Regions from separate parts of the Mus musculus genome. Here regions 1, 2, 3, 5 and 6 are each linked to region 4. Evidence: chromatin loops called from intact Hi-C (ENCODE). Cell type or tissue: left cerebral cortex. All regions are shown on one strand.

What was found. Peaks named below come from ENCODE experiments on the same cell type or tissue, not always from the same donor. Only the 100,000 strongest peaks of a DNase experiment are listed, where the experiment ranks them.
Region 1: it touches region 4 in a loop (4-fold over the local background); 9 of 42 quality-filtered maps call a loop at or near these places.
Region 2: a loop joins it to region 4, with 10 times the contacts of the local background. A loop is called at or near these places in 17 of 42 quality-filtered maps.
Region 3: a loop joins it to region 4, with 5 times the contacts of the local background. A loop is called at or near these places in 25 of 42 quality-filtered maps.
Region 5: a loop joins it to region 4, with 3 times the contacts of the local background. A loop is called at or near these places in 17 of 42 quality-filtered maps.
Region 6: a loop joins it to region 4, with 7 times the contacts of the local background. A loop is called at or near these places in 37 of 42 quality-filtered maps.

Annotation. Positions count from the first base shown.
Region 1 is chrX:13,343,263-13,347,262 of GRCm38, reverse strand. Gm34661 (a long non-coding RNA gene) reads left to right here. Exons shown (of 3, transcript XR_386903.3): 2 at 3,293-3,443; 3 at 3,590-3,717. Among named protein-coding and RNA genes, the nearest start is that of Gm34661, 2.4 kb to the left of the region's middle. In left cerebral cortex, no CTCF peak of the experiment used is centred here; DNase peaks (open chromatin) are centred at 1,003, 1,557, 2,003, 2,274 and 2 more places; H3K4me3 peaks cover 1,374 bases; H3K27ac peaks cover 1,305 bases.
Region 2 is chrX:13,278,590-13,282,589 of GRCm38, reverse strand. Ddx3x (DEAD box helicase 3, X-linked) reads right to left here and starts at 1,568. Exons shown (of 17, transcript NM_010028.3): 1 at 1,433-1,568. The coding sequence starts at 1,477. In left cerebral cortex, no CTCF peak of the experiment used is centred here; DNase peaks (open chromatin) are centred at 1,168, 1,671, 1,986, 2,391 and 1 more place; H3K4me3 peaks cover 2,743 bases; H3K27ac peaks cover 2,507 bases.
Region 3 is chrX:13,239,501-13,243,500 of GRCm38, reverse strand. All of the region lies in intron 1 of 2010308F09Rik (RIKEN cDNA 2010308F09 gene), which reads left to right. It also overlaps the pseudogene Gm16481. Among named protein-coding and RNA genes, the nearest start is that of 2010308F09Rik, 6.2 kb to the left of the region's middle. RefSeq lists an enhancer at 1-2,670. In left cerebral cortex, no CTCF peak of the experiment used is centred here; DNase peaks (open chromatin) are centred at 567, 998, 1,529 and 1,839; H3K4me3 peaks cover 1,925 bases; H3K27ac peaks cover 2,360 bases.
Region 4 is chrX:13,459,597-13,463,596 of GRCm38, reverse strand. It overlaps Nyx (nyctalopin), which reads right to left and starts at 2,507. Exons shown (of 4, transcript NM_173415.5): 1 at 2,114-2,507. In left cerebral cortex, a CTCF peak has its summit at 1,880 (motif pointing right); DNase peaks (open chromatin) are centred at 937, 1,570 and 1,871; H3K4me3 peaks cover 746 bases; H3K27ac peaks cover 1,536 bases.
Region 5 is chrX:13,295,363-13,299,362 of GRCm38, reverse strand. No RefSeq gene overlaps it. Among named protein-coding and RNA genes, the nearest start is that of Ddx3x, 16 kb to the right of the region's middle. In left cerebral cortex, no CTCF peak of the experiment used is centred here; no DNase peak of the experiment used is centred here.
Region 6 is chrX:13,228,429-13,232,428 of GRCm38, reverse strand. No RefSeq gene overlaps it. Among named protein-coding and RNA genes, the nearest start is that of 2010308F09Rik, 17 kb to the left of the region's middle. In left cerebral cortex, CTCF peaks have their summits at 1,557 and 2,455 (motif pointing left); DNase peaks (open chromatin) are centred at 1,588, 2,130 and 2,423; H3K4me3 peaks cover 1,236 bases; H3K27ac peaks cover 912 bases.

The DNA of each region.
Region 1 (4,000 bases), 120 kb after region 4:
CATCACTGCTCCCCCCGCCCCCAGCTGGAAGGCAGTAAAGTAAACAGGAAGTGGCCGTTTCTCCAAGGGGGCTGTATGGGACTTCAGCTGTGGGGGTTTCTTATCTGAGCTGGGAACCATTCAGATTGGGGCGTGGCTCTGCGCAGTCACTGCTTGGCGCTCTTGCGCGCTTGCTCTCTCTCGTTCCCCCTCCCATCTCTTCCCCTCCCCCCTCCCTATCTCTCTTTCCTTCTCCCATTGCCTTCTCCCCTCCTCCTCTCTCCCCCAGTAGCTTTCTATTAAGGGTGATTACTTTACTATGCCTCGGGGATTTGTGTTGAGAGTTAGAATTTAGGTTGAAGCCCGGCATCCTGGTTGCAAACTAACATTAAGCCTTCGGTGTGATTGGAAGTTGTTAAACAAGCACAGGCACCGGTAGCCAGAGTTGGGGGGGAGGGGCATCTCTTTGTTCCGTTGGTCTTACTTCTTTGTTTTGTTTTGTGTAACATTGTCTTGTTCAAGACAAGGTCTCATCCTGCTGCAGTGATAACTATCAGTAATTCTCCTTGTTGTGTTTTATACAAATAAAGAGAAAAGGAATATGTCTGGTGAATGTGCAGTCAGGTATGGGGGGAGGGGGTGCCTCTGCGGGCCCATGCTGAGGCATCCCTTCCCCCTAAGGGACCAGCCACACTAACGACAGTATAGTATAGAATAGAGTATATTCAGGGCATGGGGAGGCGAGTTGAGAGGGTAGTAGAGACAGAGAAGGGCAGAGAGAGTAGAGGAGTAGAGTAGAGGTCGGCCATGAGCACGTGGACGGGGGTATGGAGTAAGAGCAAGAAGGCGAGAGGGAGGGGGTGAGAGAGAGGGAGGGAGAGAGAGAGAAGGGGGACAAGCATCCCCTTTTATAGTGAGTCTGGCACACCTGGCTATTGTCGGGTAACTGTCGGGCGGAACCTAGATAAAATGCTACAGACACTTCTGCGACGAGGGATTTGTTTTATAGCGGTGATGTGATGGGGACTGGACCGAGGGTCTTGGGTGTAAGAACGGAATAGTGGAATTGAGCAGCTGCTCACATTGCCTGCAGCAGCCCTCCCCCATGCAATCACAGACAAGCACTCCACTGAGATAGTGTCTGCAAACCTCTAGCTCACAGACTTCCAGGTGCCAGCGTTTCTAACCTGGGCAAGTGAGCTTACATCAAAGGCCCGGTTGGTGGCTATACATGCTGTTACGCCCCCCCCCCCGCGCGCCCGCCCCCTCACTGCCTTCTCCCTGGGAATGAGAGCCTGGCCTGCCTCTCCACCTAAGAGGCACACAGGTCCACTTCTGCCACATAGGCCCCTGATTCTTCTCCTCCAAATCCTTGCCGTTCCTGTTTTCTGTCCGTGGCGTTAATAACTCTTCTAATAAATACATCCCTTACTCGCAGCAGCCTGTCTCTGTATCACTTTGAGCCCCACATCCGAATATTTTTGGTGGGTATGATGTCAAGCTCTCCACTACTAAGCTACACCCCAATTTTCGTTTTCAGTGTGTTCTATTTTAATTTTTATTGTATTTATTCATTGATTCGGTGTCCTGCGCACGCGTATACGTGCGCGCGTGTTCATGCCTGTGGAGGTCAAAAAATAAATGGCAGGGAGATGGTTCTTTCCCTCCACCATGTGGACGGGTCCTAAGATGGAACTCAGTTCCCTAAGCTTAGCATCTGGAGAGCACTTTTACCGGCTAGATTCAGCTGGCCCCGAGTTTTTTGGATTTTGGTTTTAAACAGAATGAAACTTCACTGTTTTGAGCTCCACTGTCTTTGACCTGTAAAACTGCAGTTTATTTCTGTGCCCTGCCCCCCACCCCCCAACCCCGTTCCTTTGGGAATAAATCAGAATGCCACTGTGGTCTTTTCTTTGTCCCTGGGCTCATCACCAGATTGAGTAAAGCTGCCTAGTGTGCCTGCCTCCTTGTCAGACAAACAGCAGAAGGGTGAGCACTAACTTCACGCACCGGAGTATGCATTTGGTTTTTTTCTGTGAAGAACAGCAGATTCACTGTTCCCGCCGGACAGCCACTACAGGCTCCTGGGTCAAAGGCCTCCCTCCCTAGCTTCCTGGAATTGTGGTAGGTGGGCAGATGGTGTTTCTTCATCTGTGGTTCTGGAATTGAAGCTTTTTTTTTTTTTTTTTAAGCTAATGGCTTAATGGCTTCCTCATGGGCTTCCACCCAAATCCTTGCTAAATTTTGCTCGGCCTTTCTGTCTTTTTCTTGAGTGTCTCTCGGGCAGCTCTCTCAGTTGTGAATAAATAAGGTTCACCTCTGCCCTTTGCTTTCCCCAGAGCCAGATGAATCACCGGGCTTCTCCACTTCCCTCTCTCAGAAGCCAGTGAGAGTGGCTGGAGGGGCTCTGCTCCAGGAAAGCTCCAGCCAGCCCCTCGGCTTCCCAGAACAAAGAAATTCCAGAGCCAGTGGGGAGAGGGGAGCTTTGTTCTCAGCAGGAAGAAACCAAAGAACTTCCTGAGGGGGGCTAAAATTGCCTGTGTTCTGAGGAACTGTGAAAAAAGACTTCAGCTTCTCGTTACTTTTAGATTGAGAGAGAGCCTGAGCTCTTTACAGCCCTGAGCTAGCCAGGTTCAGCACCTGTCCTCTATAAGCCAACTTAACCAACAAGTAGTAGTGAAACACACAAAAGGATTTAGTTAGTGGGACCACATTGCTAAGAACAGTGATCCAGTAACAACTCCCAAGCCCATTTTCAGGGTCCTAACTTGAGGGTTAGAGTCTTTTATTCCCAATTCCATATACATATATGATGCACTTTGATATCTCACACAAACACACCTCCCACTTCCTCCACTAAACCCATTTCTTTTCCAGAACTCCGCCTCCTATTTTCATGACTTTTGTTTGTTTGTTTCAGGCCACTGCATTTAATTAGAGTCGCCCACCTGAGTGTGTGTGTGTGTGTGTGTGTGTGTGTGTGTGTGTGTGCAGGCGCACACTCCAGCATCTCCAGAAGACAAGCTGCCACTCTACCTGGCACCAAAGTCCCAGCTTTTTCCTTCACCCAGCATGAGACTCCTGGGGAAGTTTCCATGTCTTGGGCTCCATTGTCTCAACAGTCTAATTGGCAAAGGGAAGAAAGCAGGTGTTGTTTCTTTTGAGGCAGGGGTTCACTGTATAGACCTGGCTGGCCTGTAACTCTCTTTGTAGACCAGGCTGACCTCAAACTCACAGAACTCCCACCTCTGCCTCCCAGCTGCTAAGATTAAAGGCTTGAGCTACCACCTTTAACTCTGACTCTGCTTTTTAGAATATCTTTATGCAGATCAGGATTGTTATAACCTCTGTGGATTCACTGGGTCCAGCCACACGTCACCCCCCACCCCCAGTCCATTCCCTGAAGATGGAGCTTGTTTGAGGAAAGAATTTGAACCAGAGGGAAAACTCCAGTAAAGTTCAAGGTATGTTGTGAATTTGCTCTGGGCTTGCTTAGGAGCCATCCAGGCCTCCGGCCTCCATTGGGAGCCTCAAAAATTGACCTCAAAAAGTGTAACATCACAAACCTTCCTGAAGCTCAGGCCTAACTATGCTCCTTCCTTCCCAGCAGAATAGCCTTTGCCACCCAGGTACCCCATCTGTTGGAAAACCCCACCCCTAGCTCACAGAACAGCAATGGCTTGTGCTGTAAGATCAAGAATTGTCAAATGGACCTCATAAAATTGCAAAGCTTCTGTAAGGCCAAATACACTGTCACTAAGACAAAAAGGCCACCAACAGATTGGGAAAGGATTTTTACCAATCCTAAATCTGATAGGGGACTAATATCCAAATATACAAGAGCTCAAAAAGCTGGACTCCAAAAATTTAAATAACCCCTTTTAAAAATGGGGTACAGAGCTAAACAAAGAATTCTCAACTGAGGAATACTGAATAGCTGAGAAGCACGTGAAAAATTGTTCAGCATCCTTAATCATCAGGGAAATGCAAATCAAAACAACCCTGAGATTCCACCTCACAC
Region 2 (4,000 bases), 180 kb after region 4:
TGAGCCATCTCTCTAGTCTACGTAGGTTTTTTTTTTTAATCATTTGACATTAATCGAAGCAACAAAGTTGCCAAATGCACTGTTGGTACTCATTACAAACTTGAACCACTCCGAATTCCTAAGCTTTCGAAGTTAAATCCACTACCAACTTATGAAAGGCTCTTGGAAATATAATTTCCAATATAGTTCAACAATAGTATCATTTTAGTATAAGTATCATTTAGAATGGAAAATGTTACCAGTGTCCCTTAAGTTACAATGTGTCACAACATGGAAGATTTACTGTAGCAGGTCATAGGTCAGGCAGAAGGCACCAGACCCTCATCTCCTTGGCCTCTAAATCTAGAAATGGAGTCTCGATTAAGTAATCAGAAACCAGGCCTGACCAATCTCCCAATTTTACTTCGATGGCAGCAACAAGTTATCTGTTGCCATATTCTGGGCATTTTGCCTCTAGAGGATCCCAGAGTGGGCCATCACTCGCAAGGCGCGTGGTCCTCCCTTGCGCCCAGGTAAAGGGCGGGCGTGCCCGGCTCGGGCCGCGCGGTCGTTTCCTGGAGCCTAAGGCTGAGCAAGGGCCGCGCCGGGTGGCTCGCGTCACCGCCAAGCCCGGCGCAAGTGCGCACGCAGCGGCCCTGGCCTCCCTCCCCCTCCTCCCCCCGCCCAATCCGCCCTGAAATTTCTGCGTCACAAAACTTTCCACTCGGGAACCGCGGCCTCCCCTGCCGCGACGCACCGGGCCGGCGGGGCCGAAGCAACCCAGCTGGCTTGCAGGCGAACCCGCTGGCGGGCAGACCCGGGGGGATGGGGATGGGGGTGGGGGGGCGACCGCGCAGCACCGCCGGCCTGCGCCACACAAAGGAGGCCGCCGCCATTAGCCCGCGCAGAGGCCAGCCCCCCTCCCGCGGCGCCCCCTCCCACATTCCAGCGCCGCGGGGCCACTCGGCCAGCCCGCGCGCCGCCGCCAGCTCCCTAATTTCCAAACCACAGCCACTGGGGCCATGGAAGCCCAAAGCCCCGGAAATCCGGGGCCAAAACCATCCACCCGGGCCCCGCCACGCCACGCGGGGCAATCTCCCCCCCCCGACCGCCCCGATCCCCACCTGCGGGTCACTAATCAACCAGGGGACGCGCGTGCGCCCGAATGCGCGCGCCCCCTCCCCCTCCGCTCGCCTGCGCACAGACACAAAAGCCGCCATTGTGCTCGGGCCAGGGACAATACCGCGCACCGAGCCGAGCCGGAGGAATCACCGGCTCTAGCACTCCCCCCGCAAGCATCCAGTCCCTCCAGAGCCCCTAGCCACTGGCCACCCGCCGGCCCGAGCCGTCCAGGGAGACGGGAAGGCAAAAAGCAGAACTTAAAGAGCTGCGCCACAAGGCAGGCTAGGGCAGGGGGCAAAGTGATGCAGCGACCCCCGCGGCTCAGGCTCACCTGCTGGTCCAGCCCGAGCGCATTTTCCACTGCCACATGACTCATCCCTGAAGAGTACCGAGAAATCGGAGTCTTCCGCTGCTGAGCAAAGGCTGCCTCTACCGCAAAGGCCCTCTCACGGGAGAACTGCGGCTTTGAAGCGCACCGCGCGGCCACCGACCTTATATACCGACTCGGAGGACTGCTACGTCAGCACGTAAGACGTGTGCCCTCCTCTCCCGGGCGGCCGGCCACTGCCGTTAGGAGCTCTGCCTGCTTACGGTGCGTTGCTCGGCTGAGTCCCGTGAGATTTCCTAATCAGTCCAGTTACCCGCGTCCTCGTCGGCTCATAAAGAAGCCTTGGGTATATGTGGTTCTGGTTCTCCTGGGTTTGCTATCCCCTGGTCTCCACCGGTCCCCTAATCTTACTGTTTTCTCGAGATCTCGCGAGAAATGATTGCTGACCGTCCTCTAGCCTTAAGGCCCTAAGCTTTAAACTAGGTTGATTGGCTGCTCCTCCCCTGTGTACCCAGTTTTCGTCCTTCTTTCTAGCACTCGTCCCTTCCTCTCCGTCCCCGGGCGTGGAGATGATGCAGTGGGCTTTGTCTGGCCTAACTAATGAGCCCTGGCTCTGCGTGGAGGGCAGTGGGATCACGTGACCGTGGGTGTCCAGCAAGGTGGCCATCTTGTGAAGAAGGGAAACTCGCTTGACTAGTGCTGGGAATGGGAGGGAGGGACGGGAAAACTGCGGGAGGGCGGGGAGGAGAAAGGGGGAAGGGAACTAGAAATGAGAAGCAGAAAGGTGGAAGGCTGCATGGTGACCCGAGTCCATCTGAGCAGGGACTGTAGGGGATGTGCGGGTTGCTGTAGGCTTCAGATCGCCGTTGCCTATAGATAGCATCACTCCCACAGCCCCACTCTGAAGGAACAATAAAACTATCTCACGCGAATCTAGAGCCGGCAATCCAGGACCCTCCCGGGACCCGGAGCCTCTCTCGTTTGTGAAAGAGTCACTTATTGTAGGCCCCTGTGTCCTTCCGCGTGGCATTCCTGGCACCAGCCTGTGGCTGTTGGCACAGTAAGGGACCCCAGGGAGGCGAGAATGTGTGACTGGACACAACCTGTGTCTCCCTGACCGAGATAACTTGCCTCAGGCCTCTCTCTCCACTAGACAGAATATGGAGGAAAAAGGGGTCTGTCATCAAACGGGCCGATTCTGGTGGACCCCGCTTCTAGGCGGACCACCCCCCAAGACTCAGCTTCAAAAACACATACCCTTAAACAACAAAACCAAAAGAATATATTGAGCCCTCAGCTTTTAGGCAATGGCAGCACACAAGTTACCTAAAAGATACTCCTTTCTGACCCTCAGTTTCACAAATAAAACACAGGACTCAGCACCCCCCCCACCTCAACCCCAAACCCAACCCCCCCACCAGGGGCCTTCTGCTGCCAGAATTCAAACAATTACTTCTCATCACATAGTTTACTGTACAAACTCTTCTACTTTTCCAGTTTGTAAAATTGAAACTGAACTTTTAAAGAGATACGGAAACAATAAAACAATCCCTAGGCAAGTTGCTTTTCGGCTTTTGTTCTCAATTTTCCTCCTCTATAAAAGAGACCACTAGACTTCAAACCCCTGTTGTTTTTACTATTCATTTTGTGTAACAATTGAATGTTGCTTTTCAGTTAATGATGGCAGCTACATTTGAAGCCAACCTAGATGATGATGTGGTTTTGTGTCTACATGGGTATCCAGTGGACCAATTCTCTCATATATGGAATTGATCTAGCACGCCTGGCTCTGTTGACCACATACCAGTAGTCCTCAGCAGTATTAGCACCCTCAGATGCACATATTTCCATAGTGCCCCTTTGAAAACCATTAGACCCAAGGATTCCTATCGTCCTGTGGTGGTTTGAAGAATGAGCCAGCGCACGTATGCATGCGCGCTTGCGCACAAGCAGGCGCGTGCGCCCGCGCGAGCGCGCGCACACAGACACACACCCTCCCACTCCCCCATTCAGGTTTGAATACTTGGTCCTGAGTTGCTAGAACTGTCTAGGGAGAATTAGGACGTATGGCCTTGTTGAAGGAGGTGTGTCACTGGAAGTGAGTTTTGAAGTCTCAAAAGACTCCTGGATCCCAGTCCTCTTTGTGTGTGTGTGTGTGTGTGTCCCCACCTTCTGCTAGTGGTTCAAGATGTGAGCTCTCAGCTGTCCTGCCATCATATATTCTAAGCCTCTGAAAGCATAAACCCAACTGAATGCTTTATTTTATACGTTGCTTTGACCATGGTGTTTTGTCGCAGCAAATCCAAAGAAACTAAGATGGGTTCCTTTCTGCTATGAGATTTGAGGATTCACAAAGCACAGTAGTGAGATATGTTTTTAGTTTTGTTTTAGATTCCTTTTCACATAAATCTAGACAAATAGGAGTCTGTTGTTCAAGAGCTGGAGATTCTGAGCATCACTCCAATTGCTTGCCACGGGGAGGTTAACTGACAACCTGCTTCTGGGCTGTTTTACTTATGTAGACTATATCCACAGGGCACTGTCAGGGGGAATCCCTGCCCCCATCAAATA
Region 3 (4,000 bases), 220 kb after region 4:
TTCTGTTTTACTTAGTGCCTTCCTGGTTCTCTGTATGAGGCTCTGCCCTCTAATCTACAGGCAACCCTAGAGCAATGTCCCCATAGTCCTAACCTTAATGACTCCGGATGGCCGTGGAGTCAGCTCCAGCAGCACTCTCTCCCACTGGCTGAGAGTGGCCATACCCTTTCCTAAAACAGCTCAGAGATTACTTTAACATTCAAGCAGCAATCCATCAGAGAGATCCCAGTCTGCATTCTAGTGGCTTAGCTGGCATGTGACAACCCAAGGAAACTAACTAGGTCATGTTTTTCGTTTTCCTACACAGCTTAAACCAAGATTCCAAAAGGCTTTCTTTGTACCCAGTAGCTCCAGCAGTTGCAAATCCTCTCCAGGAGTTCCTTCAAGCCAGAATCTTTTTGGCCTCATCCGTTTCAGGCTGGAGAGAGGAAAGAAATATTTATGAGACTTGGTCTCCGCCTTGGGGAGAAATAAACCCATAATCACTACTGTGTTCTGAGACTTGAGGATCGAGAGGAACAAAGGGCATGAGTGTGCGCATGTGCGCAGCTCCACCCCTGCCCCCAACATTCCCCCAAGGGGGGCACAAATCCCTCCCCCACTGCACAGCCCTGGATCTGAGTTCTGCCTGAGTGACTGAGGGAGGACTCTCAGCAGACTGTTGGAGGCGGGAAAAGCCAGGCAGGGACATGGTTTCTGCGTGTAGACTCAGCCTGATCTCACCAGGAACTCAGGACTAGACCCTGCGTCCCAGCATCTCCTCGACTCCATCTTAAGAGTTTCGGCGTGTTGCCGGCTCCTGAACACAACTTCCTGATATACTTAGGATTTTTGGCTTTATACTTTCAAGGGAGTTCAACCACTTTCTTTCTGATCTTGTTACTGTGTCTCGTTTGCATATGTAGGTTCTAATAGCGCCATCAAAATGAACTGGGCAGGAGAGGCACCCTGGGATACTCTGCCGCGCCGCAGCGGCAGCGGCAGCTGCACAGGAAAAGTGGTGGGTAGCAAAGTCGAGCAAGATCTTAGCTGGAGACAAAGCTGGACAGGATGGTGAGAAGGCTAAAACAAGATCTCACTATATAGGCCAGGCTAGGCTCAAACTCGTGTTCCTCCTGCCTGCCTTTGCGTCTGAGTGCTCGAATTACAGGCATGTACCGCCATGCCTGGCTTGTTACTCCATTTCTTTCTTTTAATTTAAAAAAAAAAAAAAAGCTCGTGTGTCTCTTTTCCTGCGTGATGAGGGAGTGGGTGGGGGAGGGCATGTGGAGATCAAAGAACACAGCTTTGTGCAGTCGGCTTTCTCCTTTATGTCGGTTTCAGGTCGTCGTTTGCACTATGAGAGCTTTATCCACTGAAATATCTGGCTGGCCCTTGATATTCTGTTTCTTAGTGCTGTTATTTTACACCCAGAAGATTGTCCCTTTCATCTAATTTTCCAAATTCGCCAGCAGATTGCTCACAGCGATCGCATGTGCTTTTCCAATGTCTTCTAAGTACCGCTTTCCTCCCCGCGGTGCTGCCTGCCATCCATCTTGTGGTGCTGGGGCTGCGGGGATGACTTCCTGGCCATGCTTTGGAATGCCAGCCTAAATAAGCATATTGTCCCTTTACCGATAAGGTAGGAAGGGTTTACCAGTTACAGGGAGGAAGCCAGGGGTCTCACGGCTTGTAAAGGACATTTAATTTAGTTCTTTCTCCGACAGGAAATATAAGTCTGCAGAAAATACTGCCTGGTTTTGTCATTGCCTGGCTTAAAATGTCCCCCTCGCACTGAATCCAAATTACTTGGCCAGACTCACAGGATCCTAAGGAATTGGCCATCCATAAATCACCGCCCGGTGTGGAACTTAGAGCTAGCAAGAATGCCAGAGGCAAGGGCACTCTGCAAGGGAAGGGTGCCTCCACTGAGCCCAGAAGTGAGACTAAGGCAAGTGAGGTGAGCTGCATGCTAATGTGTAAAGCACAGCTGCAGACACAAACAAGCTGCAGGGCTTTTGAAGTTGTTCTCAACCTGGGGGGGGGGGGGAGACCCCTTTGGAGACCCTTTTATAAGAGTCGTCCAAGAGTATCGGAAAACACAGATGCTTACACTACAATTCATAACGGTAGCAAATTTGCAGTTATGAAGCGGCAACAAAAATAATGTTATACTTCTTGGTCACCACAACGTGAAGAATGTATTGAAGAGTGTCAGCATTAGAAAGGGCAGTTAGACCAGTTCCAGGAGCCAGGAAACATTGGCAAGTGGGGAGGGGAAGATAGGAGAGTGAGTTTTAGGCAACAGAAACTGCTAAGTGGTATGCAAATACGATAGCTCCAAGGCTGGGGGCTAGAAGCACAACAGGATCCTGACTAGATCCTAGAGGCCATTTTCTTAGCGCTGAGACTTGAGAAAAGAGAGGATCTGCCTGCTGGTCCCTCCTGCCTACCAGGAGTTAAATTCATCAGGAATAAACGGGAAATTAGAGAGATTTAACAAAATTAACTGATGGTCTTTCATAGGATACAGTTTTGGGGGCTGAGGACGTAGCGCAGTAGTAACACTGAGGTTTGGTCGGTTTCTATGTATTGTAATGCTAAATACTTCCCTCCCAGGCCCACTTGCTCCAAGGAGAATCTGCACTTTGACCCAAGTGACACTATGTAACCTTACTCCACCACCACCACCACCACCACCACCACCAAGTTATCCCTAATTGGTGAATAAAGATGCCTACAGCCTATAGCTGGGCAGAACTGAGATAGGCGGGGCTTGGGGTCGGAGGGGAACCACAAGGAAGAGGAAGAGGAGGAGGAGGAGGAGGAGGAGAAGGGTTAAGTGAGTTGTAAAGATCAGCCCATCAGAGCCTGGCAAATTATACTTTAGAGATTCTAATAGCTTAAAGGGTAGATATCTGCCCAATGCTAGTGCTGGTTAAGGCTTGCTATAAATATAAAAGGTGTGTGCTTCTTATCTGGGAATTGAATTATCAAAAGTGGGGTAGAAACCCCAATTGAGATTAAGTATTTTCTACAATAGTATAGTTATGCATATTTTCTTTTGTTTTGTGGCGCTACCAATTAGTGAATCAACCCCAGGGCCTCACACACTAACCATACACTACCACTGAGCTATACCCCAGATTCAAGAATGTTGTGTGTGTGTGTGTGTGTGTGTGTGTGTGTGTGTGTGTGTGTGTGTGTGTGTGTAGGGGGGCACTATGACTTCCTATATCTTTCCCCCACCCCCGAAAACAGGGTTTCTTTGTGTAACTGCTCTGGCTGTCCCGGAACTTGCTTTGTAGATCAGGCTGGCCTTGAATTCACAGAGATCCGCCCGCCTCTGCCTCCCAAGTGCTGGGCTTAAGGGTATGAACCTCCACACCTGGCATATCCTCTTTCTTTATTGGATACTTTGTAGATGACACACAGAGGTACACTATTAAATAAATATTAAAATACTGACCCGGACTAAGGCCCTGGCCCAGCACTCCAAACCAGAAGCCATAATGAATAGGAGTGATAGGCTGGCGGTATTCCTCCAACATCATCAAAATTAAGCTCTTGAATCCTTCCAGGGCCTGATCATGGCTTGGGTCCTTTGGGTTAACCCTGGTACCCCTAGCTGTATCTCTCAGAGCAAGGTAACCAGCAAGGATCTGGAGGGAACAGCCAGCTGAGTACAGACAAACAGAACCAAAAGGAAGGAGGGTGGGACATGGACAGGTGCTGTCCTGCTGGAGAAATGATGCAACGAAGAACCAAAAGGAAGGAGGGTGGGACATGGACAGGTGCTGTCCTGCTGGGGATATGATGCAACGAAGGCAGGCTGAGGGGAAAGGCTGGGGGCATTATTGCAGCAATGCGGGAGTACAGCCCCAGGGTCCTATCCTGAGTGACTGGCCAGGTGTCAGCTGGCCTGGCTGTCTTCAGTCGGCATTCCTAATCCAAGCCTGGCAGAAGGCTCATACGTTCTAAGTCCTCTTGGCAAGCTAGGGCTCCTCATCTACCAGCTTGG
Region 4 (4,000 bases):
GCTAGCCTATGTTTGCTATCTAGGTGGAGGTGTTCAACTGTTTGCCTGAAGTGAAGCCTGTGTGAAAATGAGCGAAGGATCTAGAATAAAAGAACTAGGATAAAGATTGGCCTTTATCCTGCCTTTTCCTCTCACTTTCTGGTCTCAAATGGACTCCCTGAAGTTCTGTGCCTCATAGTCTAACCCAGACTCTAGATTCCTCATGTAAGGAAACTAGGGCTCAGAAACTGCAAGAGACCTGTTGCTCAAGATGCCAAGTGTTGACATAAAGGAAGTAAGAAAATAGTTTATTCTGAGTCATATGGCCTGGGAACCTTGAATGTCACATTCCACAGTAGAAGAGATGACATGAACTGTATAGTCACAGAAGAATGTAAAGTTGTAAGTCAATAAACTTTCAATTACATTGGTAGGAACATCATGTAGCCTGGCAACTGCACAGCCACAAAGCTGCTCCATAGGTATGTGTCATCTAGAGTGCTTTGTTTTAGGGTAGGTGGAGGTCAAAGGTCTGCTAAGTTCTGTGATATACTGATGAGGGCTTCTCTGAACAAGAACGTTGGGCCAGGAGCCTGTAAAATGGCTCGGCTATTAAGAGTGCTTGCTGCCAAACCTGATAACCTGAGTTGGATTCCCCCCAGACCCATATGGTGGAGGGAGAGAATCCTGTAAGTTGGTTTTTGATTTCCACTCATGCAAGGTGGCACACACACCTACACACACAAATACAAACACTTTTTTTTTAATTTGTAAAGAATTTAGGTCATGGCTGGGAAGATAGCTTACTCAGTAAATCTGAGTTGGATCCCCAGAAACCACATTAAAAAAAAAAAAAAAAACAACCCAACATGGTAACAGAAACAGACAGATCACTAGCCAGCCAAGCCAGCCAAGCCAGCCTACTTAGCAAGCTTCAGACAAGTCTCAAAATAAATCAATTGGATGTCTTCTGAGGAAGGGCACCCAAGGTTGTCTTTTGGATTCCACATGCACTCCACAAGTGCACTGGTGGGCATGAGCCATCCATTCACGTACACACACACACACACACACACACACACACACACACACATGTTGGGTCAGATATAAAAAAATAAAGTAAATGGTTATTAAAGGTTCTAAAATAAGTCAATTTTGACTCTCCTCTTTTCACAAAATTCCACACCAAGTTGTTCTAATCAGACGAAGCTTCTTCAGAAAACTTGAGGTTACAATGCTGAAGGCAGAGCAAGGAATTGGTCGCCTAGGTTATGGTTGGTTTTTGTTGTTTTGCTTTTGTTGTTTTTTTTTTTTTTTTGTTTTCTCTCCTGAGATTCCAGTAAGAAGCCAAAGAGTCACCCTCACTGCCTATGTGAGATCAGGATGAGGCACCCCTAAACTGCCTTAGCTGAAACCATCCTTTTGTTGGAATCCCTGGCTCCTTGTAGGGCTGGGGGAATCGACCTGAATTCACAGCCTTAGCTCTGGACTGCAGCAGGGGACGCTACTTATTCTGCTGACTCTCAGAATGACGTCACCCCAAGGACAGGCCCAGACAAAGTCGGGATGCAGGCTCGTACCGGATTCCGGGTCCTGCGCACAAAGCGTGCCTTGGCGGTCGGTCGTAGAGGGGCAGCTGGCCACGAGTCCCCAGTATGAACGTTTAAGTCCCTATTCCTTCCCACCTCTCTGGATTTCGAAAACTAGTTCAGCTCGCTAGCCCGGGTTAGCAACCACTCGTGACGCACCAGGGGACTTTTTCCCTCTCAAGGTCACGTCCTTGCGAAACCTGGACAGCCACTGCGGGTAACCCGTGCTGCAGCCCCGCCCGCTCCCAAGGTCTGGTGGGGCGGGGCATCCGAGCATGGGCCCCGCCCTCCCAGGCTTGCCCATCAGAGGGCGCTGAAGCTCCAGCGCTGGACCAGTGCCACCGCAACCTATCTTATCGTCCCCGCCAGGAAGCAGGCTCCAGCATGGCGGCGCGGGGGCGGCTGCCTGGCCCGGAAAGGCCCGGGGCACGCCTGAGCCGGAAATCTTAGTCACGCACCTGAAGTCGCTGGAAGGCTAGCTGCCCTGGTCAAAGGACAGCCTGCCAAAAGTCCCTCTGGAGAGGGTCCTTCAGTGACCTACTCACCTGACTGACCCTGGAGTCAGGAGGGTGGATAATAAGCCAGTCTGACACAGCACATAAAGGGTTGGCCCAGGATTTCTTCTGCTGTGCTTCTCAACAGACTCGCTGCCCTAATACTCCAAAATGCACGTTCCAGGAGCTGCATGTGAAATCGCCACTCTCTGTGGCCTCCAAAAATAGAGCTGTAGGCCCATCTGCCTTGCCCAAGGAAAAGACCCAAACTCAATGCAGCAGGGAACTGCCAAGTATCAAATCAATGTCCCAGTCTCAAAGAGGCCTCTGAAACAATGGTTGATGGCGCTGACACATGCTAAGAGGTGAAAGAGGTCCTGGGACAGGTTTCCTAAGCCACCAGCAGCACGGCCAGACAACAGTTGAAATCAGTAGTTATGGACCTAAGGAGCTAGAGGCTTTAGAATAAAATGTTAGGGGGAAGAAAGGAATTGTTCTGATCTGTGATCAGAAGGACTAGGATAAGAGGAATTGGGCAGAGTCCCAGGAGTGAAGGGTTAGTCAGTCCATAGCAGAATTGCTGCATTTTGGCAAGTCCGTTCTGAAAGCTGAAAGTGAGGTGACCTTCAATGGGTAGTCTTCGGCACACAGGGCAACAATGCAGTGCAGCAGATTTGTCCTTTTCTTTGTTGATTTAGCTGGAAGCTGTCAGTTAAAATAATCTCATCTGATCTCTTCCTCCATTCTCTGGCCTGTAACTTAATTTAGAGAGTTTCAGAATTCTCTTATCACAGGTATTCAAGGCAGGCAAAAGATCCCGGAACATCTGATTTCAGAAGACAAGCCATCGAAGATACCTGAGTCTGTGCAATGTTGAGCCACCAGGCAACTGAGTCTCTGCTGATGACCTGTCAGAAAAACAAATGCTGGGAGAGGCTTGGGCCTCCCTGCTGCTCTCAGATAGGCACCTTTTGCCACTTAGAAAATTAGTGTTTGACAGACATACACGAGGCTAGAGCTTGAAGCTGACCAGCAAAGAAAAGATACAAAGGCTTCCACTTTCCACCTGTCAAAGGAATGGATCTAGGGACAAAGAAGTCTGTCGGGCCTGAGATGGGATGGGATCTTCCACCCCACAAAACCCCTGAGGCGTCTATTTGAAAAAATGGGTGAGCTTTAAAACATTTTCCTCACCTGGACTTGAATTTAAAATCCTGTTAGGTTTGAGAGTCGCCTTTCCTGGATACATGTGGCTACCGTTCCTCGTGAAAGAACCCTCTCCTTACAGCAAATGGAGGCTACCACAGAAAACCACAACTGGAGCAATAGATTCTAGGGAGCTCAGGCCCAATGGATACACCTACACCACCACTCCTGCATCTATGACTCAGGGAGCATCGATGAAGAGAAGGAAGTCTGCTGTGAAATGGTCTCTCCTACAAATGACTGCATAAACAAACCAGAACAAAGGTAATATCACAGACATGTTCTCAGGGAAGGGGAAATCCACCAGGCCCCATCCTTAGGCAAAGAGCTACCTACAGGCAACTAATGGCTTTGGGAAAGATGACTAGCCTCTCCCAGTAATGAGCATCCTTAATTGGTTGTCTAATGCAGAATGGTCAGCCTTGAACACACATACACACACACACACACACACACACACATCACCAACAAAAATGGACTGAGCAGGTTGGATATGTGTGTGTGTGTGTGTGTGCACACGCGCGTGCATATTTCATACTCACATGCACACAAATATGTATGTAACAATAAATAAAATATGCTATCTACTTAGGAGTATACGAGGACATAGGAGGGCATCAGGGAAGGGTAGCTGGAAAGTGCTAGAGGGAGGAAAGTGGTATGATTCTATTTCAATTATAAACATAGTTTGAAGTAAAATTAAAATATATATAACATTATAGAGAGTATATC
Region 5 (4,000 bases), 160 kb after region 4:
TGTTTTCTATGGCCAGTTGGCCACAGTGAGCTGCATTAGCACCCTCATAAGATGATTACTCTTGTAATCATCCTAATTAACAATATATGGGTGAGTTAAAAATCTTAAGCTTAGCTGGGTGTGGTGGCACATGCCTTTAATCCCAGAACTTGGGAGGCAGAGGCAGGCAGATTTCTGAGTTCGAGGCCAGCCTGGTCTACAAAGTGAGTTCCAGGATAGCCAGGGCTATACAGAGAAACCCTGTCTCGAAAAACCAAAGGGGGGAAAAAAAAGAAAGAAAAAAAAATCTTAAGATCAAACTGCAAACTGCAGTCAATGAAATACTGGCAATTTTAATCATAACTTTTAAGTTTCTTTTGCAATATTAGAATATATCCATATCTTTTAGAAAGCAAAACCCAATTTTAAACAATTTATTCTCTTTAAAATCAATACCAGAAACATCACTCTCATGTTACAAAGTTTGGCTGCCAATTCGGACATATGAATACATAACAGTGCAACTTTTAATGCTTCACTAAAGAGACATTGTTTTAAATCTTATCTCTTATAAGTCTAATTTCTAGGATAAGAATTACATAAAATATTATCCCAATTTAGAAGTATCCTTAGAGGCCTAGTATTCTGGGATGATTCATGCCACGTGCTGTTGTTTAAAATGACTCCAGCCCTGAGTTACCAATTTTAAGCTAACTTTCTGTTTACAGATGTTACACCTTTTTAATCATACCCATAACTTATAAGCCAATATTCTATGACCAAGACATGCAGAGCATATTTATACCTTTAAGTCCAGTCAGAAACCACCAGGCGGTGGTGGCACATGCCTTTAATCCCAGCACTTGGGAGGCAGAGGTGGGTGGATTTCTGAGTTCGAGGCCAGCCTGGTCTACAGAGTGAGTTCCAGGATAGCCAGAGCTACACAGAGAAACCCTGTCTCAAAAAACAAACAAACAAAACAGTCAGAAACCAAATGAAGTGGCTACACAAATCTTATAAATTTAGACCAATCAAAGAATTTTTACTTTTTCTAGCTATAATTTCAAGAGGAAAAACACTTTATCATTTGCTGAACCCAATAATCACAATTGGAGAGAATTTTCTAGGAAAAAACAACTATCACCTTATTTGCCTTAGAACTAAGAAGCTGCAGGCTCCTTTTTAAAAACCGATTTTCAGGATTTTCGGCAGGACCTATCCTGCTGTGCTTGACTCCTAGCTAAGGTGAGGGGCAACTTTAATCAGCCTCCACTGTGCAAACTGAGACTGAATCAAGAGATGGATAGCCAGCAGATAAAGTTTTAACCATTTTTTTCTTCTCAACATGAAACATAGAACAACAGTCATTCAGACAACGAAACAAAACCAGACACAAATTGACACGTGGACAGATTGGTGCACCAAACACAGACAATACAGAGATGGTAGAGAACTTGATGTTTCCAGAACTAAGGATGTCTCCTGTAGGGGCCAGAGAGAAAGCAGGATGTCTCCTGATTTCCCTCTGTCCCTGGGAGAGCCTGTATCCTTTTTGCACCCTTGCAATCAAACAGCCTTCAAAAGATGACATTTGTAGTGCTAACATTAATGCTGTATGTTGCTTACCATGCAGAGATACATCTTCTGTTTTCTGTGGGGCCCCACCAAGACAGTGTAACCCCAGTCCTTCTTTCTGCTTTCAGGCCACCTGTCGGGTGCCACAAGATGGGGTTTTGGATGAGAAAGGCTGTGACAGAAATAAGGAGCCAAGACGGTTCTCTGATCAAGGCCAATGTTTACTTATGAGTTGAGCTTATAAAGGGGGGGAACCCATCCCCCAGGATCTCCTTGCTTTGTCAGGATAGTGTCAGGAGAACAGGTTCAGCCTCTCAGCAGGTAGTGGTGTCTTGGGGGAAAGCTGCAGATGTGGCAGGACAATAGACTTTACCTAGGTCGGAAGACTCCCACCCTAGGTGGGCTAAAAACAGTGGCAAGCCAGGTCTGAGCAGCCTGCTCAAGGCTGGGGGAAGGGCACAGGTAACATACACAAAAATGAAGCCAATGGGTTGTTAGGACAGGCTGCCCTGGAATATTTTACACCATGAAGTTGATAACCAGAAAAGCAAAATGAAGCTCTTGGAACTGATGGACTAATCTGAATTCACACGTTCTCCAATGGGCCAGACAAGAAGTCAGATGAAATCAATAGACTAGATCCCTTAAACTAGAGGTTTTCAAACTATGGGTCTTGACCACTTTGAGGGTTAAACGACCCTTTCACAGGTGACTCATGTCAACTATCCTGCATATATTTACAATTCATAGCAGTAGCAAAAATTAGTTATGAAGTAGCAACAAAAGTAATCTAAGGCTGAGGGTCAGCACAGCATGAGGAACTGTATTTAAAGGGTGGAAACATTAGGTAGGTTGAGAAGCACTGCCCTAAATGGCCCTTAGGTACTTGGGATGAGAGTGAAGTTGATCCACAGAACACTAAGCAGGGTAGGTGTCAGTAGTCATGTCACATGTCCACATAAAGTCCAGCGAAAGGGATTGGGGACATGGCTTGGTCCCTCAGGACAGTACTCATCTACTTGTTTCAGCCCTGGGACATTCAATCAATAGTGCTATCACACAAACTTTCTATGCATTTTCCTCACCTGGAGAGAATCTCAGAACTGGGATGCCACACACTCCAGTCAAGTCTGCTTGACAGGCTGAGAAGCCTGGAAGTGCTCACGAGGAAGAGTTTCACGGAAACTCACCTGCTGGAGCTTTGGCCTTCTCATTAACCCATATACTCATACCCTATCCCAGAATTAGTCTGGTGTATGGATCCACGTGCTCTCTTTTAGTATTATATTATTATAAGTGCCTTTTAAGACTGAATTCTGACATAGCCAGAGCCTTCCCCATTGTTCCAAGGTTCCAGAAGCCTTTGAGATTGGAATCTGGCAGAAATGCAGTAAGGAAGTTACCTATTCAGTAACTAATTAAGCATTACAAAAGACGGAGCCAGTAGCTCAGAGCAGGTCTGCAAAGTATTTACTAAGGACAGTAGCAAATCGCACCCAAATAAGGGAATACCATAATAGAGCTAGGGAATCCCACTGAGACAGAGATCTTCTCTACAGCTAGGTATAGCAAGCTTCATATTAGAAGCAAGTTGATAAATTCTTCTGTAGACCCAGGAAATAGGGGGGTTGGGGTATTGCAGTATTTATGAAAAGGTCTGCTAGTGCAGAAACCCTGGTGGTGGGTTTAACAATAGACTAGTTTACACCTGGATCCCTTCCTTGTGGCAGCAGCCCGGGTCCCCACCTTCTTTTGATGTATACATTCCTTTTGTATTCCGTCACTGTAACTTGGTGGATTGTATTTTGCCTGGTTTCTTGTTATAAAGTTTGATGCTCAACCTGACAAAATACATTCAGATTCTACACAATCTCGCGTGTTGGTCTGTCTGTAACCCGGGACGCCTTGCCCACCTGCCCCAGAGACTCGTTCCACGCAGACAAAAGGACCCAGAGGGTCTGCGGCACTGGGAGTTATTGTTACATGGCAGGTAACATTTTGGGCTCACATTTTGATCCTTTTTTTCTATAGTAAACATCTTTCCAGGTCACAAATACCCTTTTGTACAATACGCAATATGCCAATGACAAACTGAAATATGGGCATGAAACAAATGTACTTAACCAATGAGTGTTGTCAGAAATGGAACAAATCCAACCCATGTGGCCAGCACTTCACAGGTGAAGTGGCTTGCAAGGTAGTTTCAAGGCAAATGGAAACACGAAATCATTACCGTTTGTGCAGCTATTTTCAACACATAAGGACACAGCTTTTAATACACCTTTGAGCCTCTCTGCCTGACAATCTTGGGAGGCTATGCTATGGCAGAGAAAAATAGTGGCTGAAAAGATGAGTCTCTTGAGTTGAATTGAGCACAGTATACAAAAAAAAAAAAAAAAAAAAACTAGTCTGGCCATCCTTGACCCAGGTGATCTTGATATTAGAA
Region 6 (4,000 bases), 230 kb after region 4:
GGTAAGAGCACCCGACTGCTCTTCTGAAGGTCCAGAGTTCAAATCCCAGCAACCACATGGTGGCTCACAACCATCCGTAATAAGATCTGACTCCCTCTTCTGGTGTGTCTGAAGACAGCTACAGTGTACTTTCATATAATAATAAATAAATCTTTAAAAAAAAAAAAAAGAAAGAAAGAAACCCTAGCTCAAAAGCTCAGGTGAGCGGTACTCCTGATGTCTGGCCTACACACACAGACGCACACACAAATGTTCACCCGTGCACATGACACACACACACACTCCAAATGAAAATGAAAATGAGTGCCAGTTCTACCTGGGGGGGATAGGTTCAGAGCGGGAGTGCCTGCCTAGAAACTTTGAAACTGGAGCAATAGACAACAGAAAGAAACCATCAGGACTGCAGTGGGCCCCTCTGAATGGTGGGATCACAAGTAGAACTGGTTTGGCTTGGGTTCAGAGATGAGCTCAAGTTAACAGTATTCCTGTGCTTATGTGACATATTAGCAGCAATGGTCTGCTTAAAGTCCTCACTTTATTTTGAGACAGTCTCACAGAGTCCTGGCTGACCTTGAACTCACTACTTTGAAAATAACATTGAATTCTAATTGTCCTGCCTGCACCCTCCACCTCTCCAGGGCTGAGATTAGAGGTGTGCCCCCCCCCACCCCCCTCTCTTTTATTCACTGTAATCCCTGTCCACTGAGATCCTTTCTCCCCACAGGTGTTTATTTGGAGGGCTGAGGATTAGCGTGGTGCCAAGCACTTTACCCACTGAGCTACACCCCCAACCCAACTTGGTGGTGATTGTTCTGAGGCGCTGGGATTAAACCCAGGACCTCCCCCGTGATAGGTAAACCCTTTCGTGACCTGTCCTATCCCTTAGATGTCACAGGCAAGCCATATGACGCACTGAGGCACCGGGTCCACAAAGATCCAAGGTCCACAGGTGCTGGCGCCTTTCAAAGGAAATGGTGTAAGAAACTGAGTCTGAGTGCGCATCTCTGTAACTGCCACACTTTGAACCGGACACAGGAGGCTCGGCTGTTCAAGGCCAGCCAGGGACACATGAAGCCCTGACTTTAAATAAATAGGCAATTAAATAAAGGAGAATAGCATGGTATTTGCTAATAACTTGTGACTATCCTTCCCTATACTTTTTCTAAAAATATGCAAAGAAGGCATGGTGAGTGCAAACGTGGACAGCTGTTCAGGGAGGAATAAAATCTCTCCACATGTTCAGCAGAGATGAAATCTTTTTTCCCCCAAATTATTTTCAATCTTCAACGGGTTTAACCTGTAACTAGAGGCCATGGACTCAGATCCCGTCGTGGTAAGAACAAAGCCCAAACAAGCTCAGCCTGAAAGATGGGAGAAGGTTTGTTACTCGCTGCAGGCAAGGAGAGTCGAGGGAGGGGAGTTACTGAAAAGCGAGGTCCCCAGGAACAAAGGAAGCGTGAGGACCACGTTCAAGGAGTCTATACATATTCATGTAGGGGCTGGCCTATAATAAATATGCAAGAGCAAGGAGCACAATTCCGAGCATGCCCAGTTGGGGAGTACACCTCTGAGCATGCTCAATGACGGAGGCCATTTCTGAGCATGCTCAGTTAAGAAATACACGTTTAGGCATACTCCGTGTAAGGTTGTGACCGCATGTTTGAAAAAATTTAAAGAGATAGACAGGAATGACTCTGAGCATGCTCAGTTTGCGCCATGACGGTTTACCTGAAAAGAAAGGAAAGGACACAATATAAGCCGCCTAATACCGTAGTTGCCCTTGGAAGTGCCTGCTAACAAATGATGCAGTGCTCAGGGCTATGGAGGGTGGATTTATATCTGACTCTTCGTTTGTGTACCTGAAAAATGGATATTGTCACTTTGCGTGAATTGTGCTCTACTTTGTTTTGTTGCTGTGGGCTTGAAGGGGGAGGGTTTTTCTGTGCTGCTGGAAATGGAATTTAGGACCCTGTACATGCTAGATGTTCTACCGCTGAGCTACAGCCTTAGCCCTCTGTGTTGTTGGTTTTTTTTTTTTTTTAACTTTAATGTAGATGTGAGAGCCATGGAATATACATCGTACATGCATAGCTGAATTTTCACAAAGTGAAGCCTGTCTATGACGCAGAGGCCTTGCTCCAGAAAGAGACCATAATCTGAGCAGGGCGATGCACACCTGGAATCCCAACACTTGGGAGGCTGAGGCTGGAGGATTGCTGTGAGCTTGAGCTAGTTTACATAGTAAGCTGCAGACCAGCCTGTGTTACAAAGTGAGATCCTGTCTCAAACAAACAAACAGAAGCACAAACCAGGATGGGCAGAGAGCGTCCATTAATGCCTGTACCTATAATCCACTCTTTTCCCTAGTTCCATGGCATTCCAAGATATCTGAACTTCCCCCATACACACACACACACACACACTGCCCCCTACAGGACTGAAAATTAAAGGGTCCACAAGGCCCCACAGGTTATACAGGTAGTAATAATTTCTGGGGGAGCACCCTGTCCAGCCAGCTAAGCTGCTTGCCAGTCGCCAAGGAAGCTTCAAGATGCAGTTTTCATGTTTTGGGTGATACAGCTGCTTTGGAGTCACCCCTGCTCCCAAAAATAACCCCTGCCCCATATGCCTCTAAGTAAGCCAGATCAGCTCACTGGTCCACTAAACTAGACTTGGGTGGGGGTTTTCTTTTCTTTTTTTTTTTTCAGTCTTTTGTGGAAACAGCTATACTGGCTGGTTTTGTGTGTGTGTGTGTGTGTGTGTGTGTGTGTGTGTGTGTGTGTCAACTTGACACAAGCTAGAGTCATCAGAGAGGAAGGAGCCTCCCTTGAGGAAATGCCTTCACGAGATCCAGCTGTGAGGCATTTTCTCAATTAGTGATAATGGGGGAACAGCTCAGCCCATGGTGGTCCTGGGTTTTATAAGAAAGCAAGCTAAACAAGGCATGGGAAGCAAGCCAGTAAGCAGCATCCCTCCATGACCTCTGCATCAGCTCCTGCCTCCAAGGTTCCTGCCCTGCTTGAGTCCCTGTCCTGACTTCCTTCATGATGGACTGTGATCTGGAAGCGTAAGCCACATGAACCCTTTCTTCTCAAACTTGTTTTTTGGTCATAATGTTTTCTTCACAGCAATAGAAACACGAAGACAACAGCTTGTTCTGAAAATCCCTCTGGTCCTCAGAAACTGCACTTTTGCTAGACATTGAACCAAGTTAATAATGTGCTTTGAGCCGGGCATGGTGGCACATGCCTTTAATCCCAGCACTCAGGAGGCAGAGGCAGGCAGATCTCTGAGTTCGAGGCCAGCCTGGTCTACAGAGTGAGTTCCAGGACAGCCAGGGCTACACAGAGAAACCCTGTCTCGTAAAACAAAACAAAACAAAACAAAACAAAAACAAACAAAACAAAACAAAAAAGTGCTTTGAGACCATTTAAAACTATGTAGTCAGTGAAATGGCTCAACAAGTAAGAGCACTGGCTGCTCTTCCGAAGGTCCTGAGTTCAAATCCCAGCAACCACATGGTGGCTCACAACCATCCATAATGAGATCTGACCCTCTCTTCTGGTGTGTCTAAAGACAACTACAGTGTACTTATATAAATCTTTTTTTTTTTTTAACTACGTAGTCAACCTGCTACTCAAACTATATACTCAGCCTGTTTCCGTTTAATTTGCTTTTAAGAAAACAGTGGAGATTTAGCTCAGTGGTAGAGTACTTCCCTAGCAAGCCCAAGGCTCTGGGTTCAGCCCTCAGCTCCAGGAAAAAACAAACATAATAATGTCCCTTAAAGGCCTGTACAACATGCCTGGCTCAACTTTTTTTTTTTTTTTTTGGTTTTGTTGTTGTTGTTTTGTTTTGTTTTTTTCTTGTTTTTCTTTTCTATTTTTTTATTTGTTTTGTTTTGTTTTGTTTTGTTTTCCAGACAGGGTTTCTGTGTGTAGCCCTGGCTGTCTTGGAACTCACTCTGTAGACCAGGCGGGCCTTGAACTCAGAGATTTGC